2 separate regions of the Mus musculus genome follow, and region 2 is linked to region 1. Evidence: chromatin contacts called from ENCODE Hi-C or POLR2A ChIA-PET data. All regions are on one chromosome and are shown on one strand. Each heading gives the region's core, a stretch centred on a gene start or an enhancer-like site at or near the end of the contact. The rest is flanking DNA. Distances are from core to core; before and after follow the strand shown. Region 1 holds the start of Serinc5 (serine incorporator 5). Region 2 overlaps Serinc5 (serine incorporator 5).

The links. A loop is a pair of places that touch in the nucleus more often than their neighbours do. ChIA-PET counts read pairs that join two places held with the same protein, here RNA polymerase II (POLR2A).
Region 2: a loop to region 1 is called in a map of gastrocnemius, with 2.5 times the contacts of the local background. The contact joins the enhancer-like site here to the promoter of Serinc5 in region 1. A Hi-C loop is called at or near these places in 5 of 37 maps with a recorded cell type or tissue (T-helper 17 cell, gastrocnemius, heart and 1 more). POLR2A ChIA-PET finds 5 or more read pairs at or near these places in 3 of 5 experiments (Patski and embryonic stem cell).

Annotation. Positions count from the first base shown.
Region 1 is chr13:92,609,091-92,612,931 of GRCm38, reverse strand. It overlaps Serinc5 (serine incorporator 5), which reads right to left and starts at 1,794. Exons shown (of 12, transcript NM_172588.2): 1 at 1,645-1,794. The coding sequence starts at 1,671.
Region 2 is chr13:92,645,970-92,649,810 of GRCm38, reverse strand. All of the region lies in intron 1 of Serinc5 (serine incorporator 5), which reads right to left. Among named protein-coding and RNA genes, the nearest start is that of Serinc5, 37 kb to the right of the region's middle. Within about 2 kb of position 1,901, at least 1 of the 3 ENCODE cell types and tissues checked has a DNase peak (open chromatin) inside an H3K27ac peak, as active enhancers do; it is gastrocnemius, where a contact is called at or near this core.

The DNA.
Region 1 (3,841 bases), core at 545-3,044:
TGCATGCTAGACAAGCATTCTAACATTTAGCTAAAGCTCACGCCCTCACATAGCGATATAAAACCATGGTGTGAGCGCTGCTCACTGCACTGAAACCTACCACAGTGAGACCTTCAGCAGCCCTGAGAAACAGAAGTTATGATTCTGTGGGGAATGGCCAGGACTTGGTTCTTTCCAAAGCCCTAAGAGGGGGATTTTAGAAACAAGTCATACATCCTGGCAAAATATCACTCATACCAATATTTTTTAAAACTCACTTAAGTACTAACAATAAATTCTCAGAACCTGAAGTCAAGCACCTGTCAGGAAAGATCTTCACGGGGCTTCCAAGAGAGAAGGGCTGATGGCCCCAAATACATGCAATTACTTACTATACAATGAAAAGGGTTGCATCAAATTGAAGAGTATCACAAAACAACCAGAAAAATGGACTTGGAGGTGCTGCTCAAAGAGCACTTGCCTAGAACTTACAGCACCAGCAAAGAGAGAGAGAGAGAGAGAGAGAGAGAGAGAGAGAGAGAGAATGAATATTTGCAATTTTCTGAAAACAATCTTTTCTGCCCCTCTTGGTCTAAAAAGCCTGAATGGGTCATATTCCTTCGTCCTTCCTTTCCAGACATTGAGGGGACGGGCATCATTTTACTCAAACCAAAAAGCCCCACTTTCCTCATTTCTGAAAAATGCCAGCTTGACATACAGGGCCACCTCTAAGAGGACAGGACTACTATAGGCCACTAAACCTGATGGGTCCAGAGACACAGCTTAACCCCCTACAGCACGTACAGCTGGCTCCCATTGTCCTGACGTTCAAAGTAAACAAGACCAGTCCTGCACCTGAATGCCCACCCACCGCGATCAGATTCGAGGTTTTGTTTTTGTTTTTTATAACCCCTTAAAACCTAACAAAAAGACAACATGGGAGAAAGACATCCAGATGGCTTTACCTAGTTCGCTGTTGTTTTTCTAACCCTGCAGGAAAAAAAAGGGAAATTAGCATTAAAGGGCTAAAACCTAATAATTCTCTCCAGTTAGGAGCCTCCTATGGCTTGGATATCGTGAATTTAACTGGCAAGATTACAAAACAGGTTCCAGCAAGATGAGTTGCAAAGAAGGGAGCGAAGGCTCGTGCCCAGTCAGGGTTGGGTAGGGTCCGGTCGGTAAACCCATAAAGCAGGGCTGAGCCTTCCCTGTGCCTAGACTTGTGTCCGGGAGTTTGCAAATCGGATATCCAGACGTTCTCGTGAATACAGAGCCCCATGTTCTAGACCTGGAGATGCCAAACGCGGCCGCCCTGCTCGGACTGACCAGTTGTGCTCGGAGTACAGAAACAGAGATCTTGTCCAACCCCACGTTTTTCCTGGATTTATCCCACAGGCAGTGCAGTGGCAGGAGAGCTACGGAACTCAGAGCCACTACTCGAGGCTTCGACCGGAGGTGACACGTCCTGGGAACCGATGGGATCCTCAGCTCCAGACCCGCTCGCCCTGCCAGCCCGGAATCCCGGAGGCCGAACACCGAGGTCGCTGGGGTTGCCTCTCGGGCTTCCCCGCGTCCCTTCCCGCCCACAGGGTTTCCAGAACTCGAGCTTGGCTCGCGTCGGTGTCCGCGATTCTGATAACCCGCGCGGCAGCCCGCCTCGCTCACCTGGCCAGCACAGCACCGGGCAGACATCACCGCGGCCGACGACCTCGCCTCGGGGACGCTGCCCGCTGGGCCCGTCACTCGGGCCCTCTCGGCTTGGTCCGCGAGCGCGCGACTGAAGAAGCTCGTCTTGCTTCCTATCCCCGAGCCCAGCAGCCCAGCTGAGAGCCCCGTACCCTGGCCCGAAAACAACCGCCGCCAAGCCCCGCCCCACAGGCTCCGCCCTAAGACCGCCCCGAGTGTAGGTTCCGCCCCATATCCTAGGCCCCGCCCCTTGAGCGGCCCGGCGGATGGCTATGGCCCCGCCCCTTTCCGGGCAGCACAGTGGGCTTCTTCCTCTCTGGCACTTCCGCCGGAGTTAGACCAAGGGAATGCAGTCTTTACAAGCTCTCGGGTTTTACTGACCCGCCGGGTTTCGCGGCGCTCCTCCGCCCCGGATCCAGTAAACTAGATCCGCTTGCCTTTGGTAGTTAAAACCGTAGCCCTAGAGGAAGACTCCCTCCCGAATGCCCTGCGCTGGTCCCTCCACGAGGGCGCCACTGGTATGGGACTGCGATCGCCTTACTCCTCAGGCATCTACCAGATCCACGTTCGGGAAACCCCTCTGTTCCCGCACCCCCTCAGATGCCAGGTCTCCCCAGGCGCCTAGCTGTTCCACCTGCTGTTCCCGCGGAACTCTGACCGAGAGTCGATCTGGGAACCTAGGTTGGGGTCCTAGTTGCCTCTCAGCTGACCCACGTTGAAAGGAGGATTCCAACATTTGCTTGTTGGATGCCAAGGGAGTGCCAAGTTTTGCTCTCTACCTGAATCTCTTCTCACGGTTACTTCAAATGTAAAACCATTTCTGTTAGTATGATTTTTACACCAATGCCTTTTTGGTTGGAAGAGTATTTCAGATAAACATTGCTGTACCCGTGTGAGGAAAGTGACAGCGGATAAGTAACTTGAATAGCTTGCCTAAAGCCTTGGGAAGTGAAAACGCCTAGCTGACAATCCTAGCCTAGCGTCTGATCCTCAGGCACAAAACCCAGGACTTGACCTTCCCTGGACAGAGCCTTTGCCTATAGTGTCTTGGGAACTTTAGGAGATAGAAACTAAAAAAAACTGTTTTTGATAATCCGTGCTTTAGTTATTACCAACGCTGAATCTTCTGGCGTCTTAGATCCAGGAGTTTAGAGTAACACACACAACCGAGCCCTACTTGGCGGTTAAGAAAAGTTATGAAGACAGTGGCTGTAACTAAAAATAAGAAGGTGTGGGAGGAGCAACCTGCTGGGTGGCAGCCTGTAACTCAGAGCCAGGACCTCCGCAGGGCTTCACAGCGAGCTCCATTGTTTGCTGCAGGGCGGTCACTAGACTTAGAACTTCAGCCCCTGGGGAAACCGGTCTGACACCAAGAGTTTGTCTTTGTGGGAACCGACCAAGAGGTGGGGGAGGGGGGTAAACTGTCCAAACCTTTGAGCTGGAACTTACCCACTCTTTTAGGAGACCCCTCACCCAGTGTCCCAGTGTCACTGGATTAGGATCAGAGACCTCGTAGTGGACTCCTGTTTTGCTTTTGTTTGTTTGCCAGCCCTATGCAAGCACTAGCTTGAGGGTTTCTGAGTACTGATGTCACTATCCTAGAGAGAGCATGCCTCTTAAAGACCTGGAGAGATAGGGCGTGGAACTCCTTTGTACAGAACTTCCCAGCATGCATGAGTTCCTTCCCCAACATGCCAAAAATAATAAATAGTTTGTGGACATGTCAAATGTACACTAAGATACCCCCCCCCAAAAAAAAAAAGTTAGCAAAAGCCTTAACTTCCAGAGTCAGGAAGTTGCAAATTCTTAGCTTCCCTAAGAACAGGCTGGATAACATGGCCTCTTTGAAGCTCTGGCTTAACCATCACTTGTATTCATGCGGGTGTTTAAATGAAATGAAAAAAAAAAGTGATTTGTGATTTTTGTCTTCTGGCCTCAGCCCCTTCAAGAGTTGTGCGGACTGTGGTGCAAACATGTGGCATGTCACGTACAGCCAGCTTTACTGTTTGTGCTTGAGGTAGGATGCTTGCCTGGTGTGCACTCAAGTTTTCTGAAGATGCTATGTGGTGCCTCTTTCTTAGCACAGTAGTGTTGAAGTCTGGCAGACTAGATGGACCTTCATGATTTTGCAAAGATGGAATATTGTAGATTGAAAAATCAAAGTTATCTTTGGCTT
Region 2 (3,841 bases), core at 652-3,151, 37 kb before region 1:
CAAAAACAAAACCATTAGGATTGGGGATGTGCACCCATGGTTGAATATTTGACTAGTATGTTTAAGATCCTGATTTCATGGTTCTTTAGCACAAGTGATAGGTAGGTAGATAGATAGATAGACAGATAGACAGACGGACAGACAGACAGACATAAGTGGTACTCTGTTACCCTGGTATTATTTTTCATTTCCTTAACTAGTATAATTAAACCTCTACTTGGTGATATCTAGAGCAATAATTAAATGAGAGTATCAAATGCTACCTAAATGGTTTAGCAGGTGAAGAGAGCAGAGCCTAGAAAGGGGCACTTACTTTTATATGCTGTCTCTGCTCCTGGACTTGTGCGCTTTGGTTCACTAATGCCCTGAGCTGCCAGGCTTCTCAGCCTTCCCAGCCCGGTGGGAGGACACTGGGAGCTGTTAGAGAGACGCTCCCTTTTCATATCCTAGAACACACTGGTTTCCACAAAGAGGACACTCAAGGATCCATTCAATGCCCGTGGCCAGCAGGTCAGGTCTGAGAAACCCAAGGCCAGGCCGTGAGCACGCACAGAGCCAGCACCTTTGGCGGAGTTACAATAGGGCCCTGGGCAGAGCTGTCCTTTTGAGGAGCTTTTTCTCACGCGGTTAGGGTTACTTTCCACAGGAAAGAATGTAACGGATTTCTCTGCTCTCAGACAGCAGATGGAGTCTTTCAATCATTCCATCATACCACTATCTCTGCTCAAAACACCACAGGAACGTGGTGGTCCTTCATCGGTGACTTCACCAAAGTCCAGAAGTGCTGTAATTCATAAGTCTGAAGTTTTATCACAGTGTATTGTTAGAATTGTTCAACTTTATTGCAACTTAATATTGTTAAGCTTTTATTGTGCCAAACATAAAACTTATCAAATGTACATAGAGAACGGCATAGAGAGTGTAAAGTTGGTACATAGCCATGATTTGCAGGTGTCTTCTGTGGGGTTTGACCATATGCCCCATGGATAAGGGGGGATGGATGGCTAGGCATTCCAGTCAGTTGGTAAAGGTTTAAAGCTAAAGTTAAAGGTAAATGAACCCCACCTTTCTCTGAGTTCAACAGAAAGTGGGTATGCCTAGGAGACAGAGCATTTTGAGCAAGCTTCCTCCAGCGCATCATCCACTGTTGTGGAAGATGACCTGTGCTGTGGCACATTCAGCAGGTCCCTGACCTCCTCCTAGGCCTCCTCAGCTAGATGCAAGAACAGTCCTCCCTCTCCCACCCAACTCAGACAATCATCAACATCACCGACAACTGCTCCTCTGCTAAGGGCCACTGACTTAGAGTCAAGAGCTAGAGCAATGGAGTCAAATGGGTTCACACACAGCAGAGTGAACCCAAAAGAGTATGCACCAACCATGGGAATATTGGTTTTTATATACACAGAACCAACATGGTGGTTGTATATAAAAACACCTGCATGGGCTCCACCTAAAGCGAGCCCCATTCCTTTATTATCAATGAGGAGAACGTAAGGAAGCAGGAACATCGTGTATCCACAAGGAACAAATACCTGCTAAGAGACAAGCGGGGATGGGGGTCTGGGGGCAGCACCCTCAGGTTCCAGAAGAAAATACTGCCAGGAAATGAATCCATGGAATTCAAAATGGAAGAAAATGGAGAAATAAGAAAGGCACTCATTCGGTTTAAATCACCATTGCAAATTAGTTTTAAACACTCAAAGGTAGAAATGGAATCTTGCTTATCTTACTTTGTAAACAACGGGTATCAACTGGCAATTACTGAAACTCTAACTCCTAAATCTGCCTCCTGTGTCATGGGGATTATGCTGCAGTGGAGAGATCTGGTGAGCCCTATCCAAGAACCACTGAGTGCCAGCTCAGTTCCCATAGCCTGCCAGGCCACAAAGCACTCTCCAGGCTGGAGATTCAGTCTCAGAGCCAAGGAGATGGAGAAGTGTGCTCTGGCATGGGAACAGCAGTGAGTTCATTTCACTGTTCTCAGAGAGCTGAGCTGGGAGGGGCTGGGGCTCAGGAATGCCAGTCTTAAGGGCTTCCATGGGGAATACATTTCTTTTCAAGAAAAGTTTTCTGACACTCAGATGCACGATAACACTACATAGGGTAACATTCTCACTGCAATGTTTACCAATGCTTCCTACTAACGAACATCACCCAGGACCTGACAATACATTCTCTGCCCTCAGGAAGCTCGCATTCTAGTAAATAAATTTTACCCCAGCTAAGCATCCTGGAAATTCAACCCAATCTGAGATATGTCTGAAAGTGTTTGATGTAATCCAGTCATCGTGTTCTTCTGAAGTGAGCCTGGGTGTCCAGAAAGCATGGGTGATTTGGTTCAAAAATAGATTTTTAGTGATGAACATGAGACACTGTCAGACAAATAAAAACTCCACAAACATGACAAATTCAGCATTCTGGAGAGGGTCTGGCCAGTAACTTAACCTCTGGGTTCCACACTGCAATATACTAGTGGGCATTCAGAATTGCTACACGAAGTCATAACAAATAATTTAAGCAGCATTCTGCTCAGCCTAGCAAATGGGGAATCCAGGTCTAGTGCATTTTGAAAGGTTTCCATCACAACCAGTGAAAACCAAATGATGGAGAACAATTCCTTAACCCCAGGCTGGCCACAAAACCAAGTGGCTTCCCACAGCTACAGCTATGTCATGACCAATGCCTAGCTTTGGTGAGCCTCCTACCCCCTCACCTCTGAGAAGAAAAGAGTAGGAAACCCAGGCCCCCATCCCGCCTCTGTGTAGGACCAACTACCAGGCACATCCGCGGCCCACACTACAGAAAGGATGGTAGTCAAGTAAGACTTCTGTGACTACAGTGAATAGAGCTTCTCTTTGCAGTCTGGTTTGAAGCCGATCTCACATAGTGGTGGCCTTAAGCTCATTGTGGAGTTGCGATGACGTTGAACTTCTGATGTTTCTGCTTCCATCTGCACTGCCCTGGTTTACATGGGACGGGCACTGCCCCCGGTGCTTCAATCCTGGTTTGTATGGGATGGGCACTGACCCCGGTGCTTCAATCCTGGTTTACATGGGATGGGCACTGACCCCGGTGCTTCAATCCTGGTTTATATGGGATGGGCACTGCCCCCGGTGCTTCAATCCTGGTTTATATGGGATGGGCACTGACCCCGGTGCTTCAATCCTGGTTTACATGGGATGGGCACTGACCCCGGTGCTTCAATCCTGGTTTATATGGGATGGGCACTGACCCCGGTGCTTCAATCCTGGTTTGTATGGGATGGGCACTGCCCCCGGTGCTTCAATCCTGGTTTGTATGGGATGGGCACTGCCCCCGGTGCTTCAATCCTGGTTTACATGGGATGGGCACTGACCCCGTGCTGCGTCAGGCTTGCTGGGGAAGCACTCTCTAACAGAACTGTATCCCTAAGCCCAAGATGGTTCTTTCCAAGTCTGTCTCACAGTGAGAGCTCTGTCCACACTTTGCCTACCTTAGATTGTTTAGGGCAGTGAGGATGCCGTGTAATACTACATTTTAGGACTCACAAAATGCACAGCAAACAGGTAAATTTTTCATGTAAATAAATATGTAAATCAGAAAACAAGATGTCAGGCCTCTGGTTTGGAAAATCATCACTGTGCCTGACTAGGGCCAGAGAGAAAGGCCCACATCAACCTCAGACCACCCTCGCCCCTCCAAGGCCCTCTGCTTTGGACAAAGGGCTGTGGAGACAGGAGAGGGCTTACTGGGCAGCCTTCCATTGGAGCTGGAGCAGCAGCGGCACTCATTTCCCATGGCTGAGAAAATAACTCCTCACAGTTAATCTTCCACAACATTAGCAACCTCAGCCTAGGTC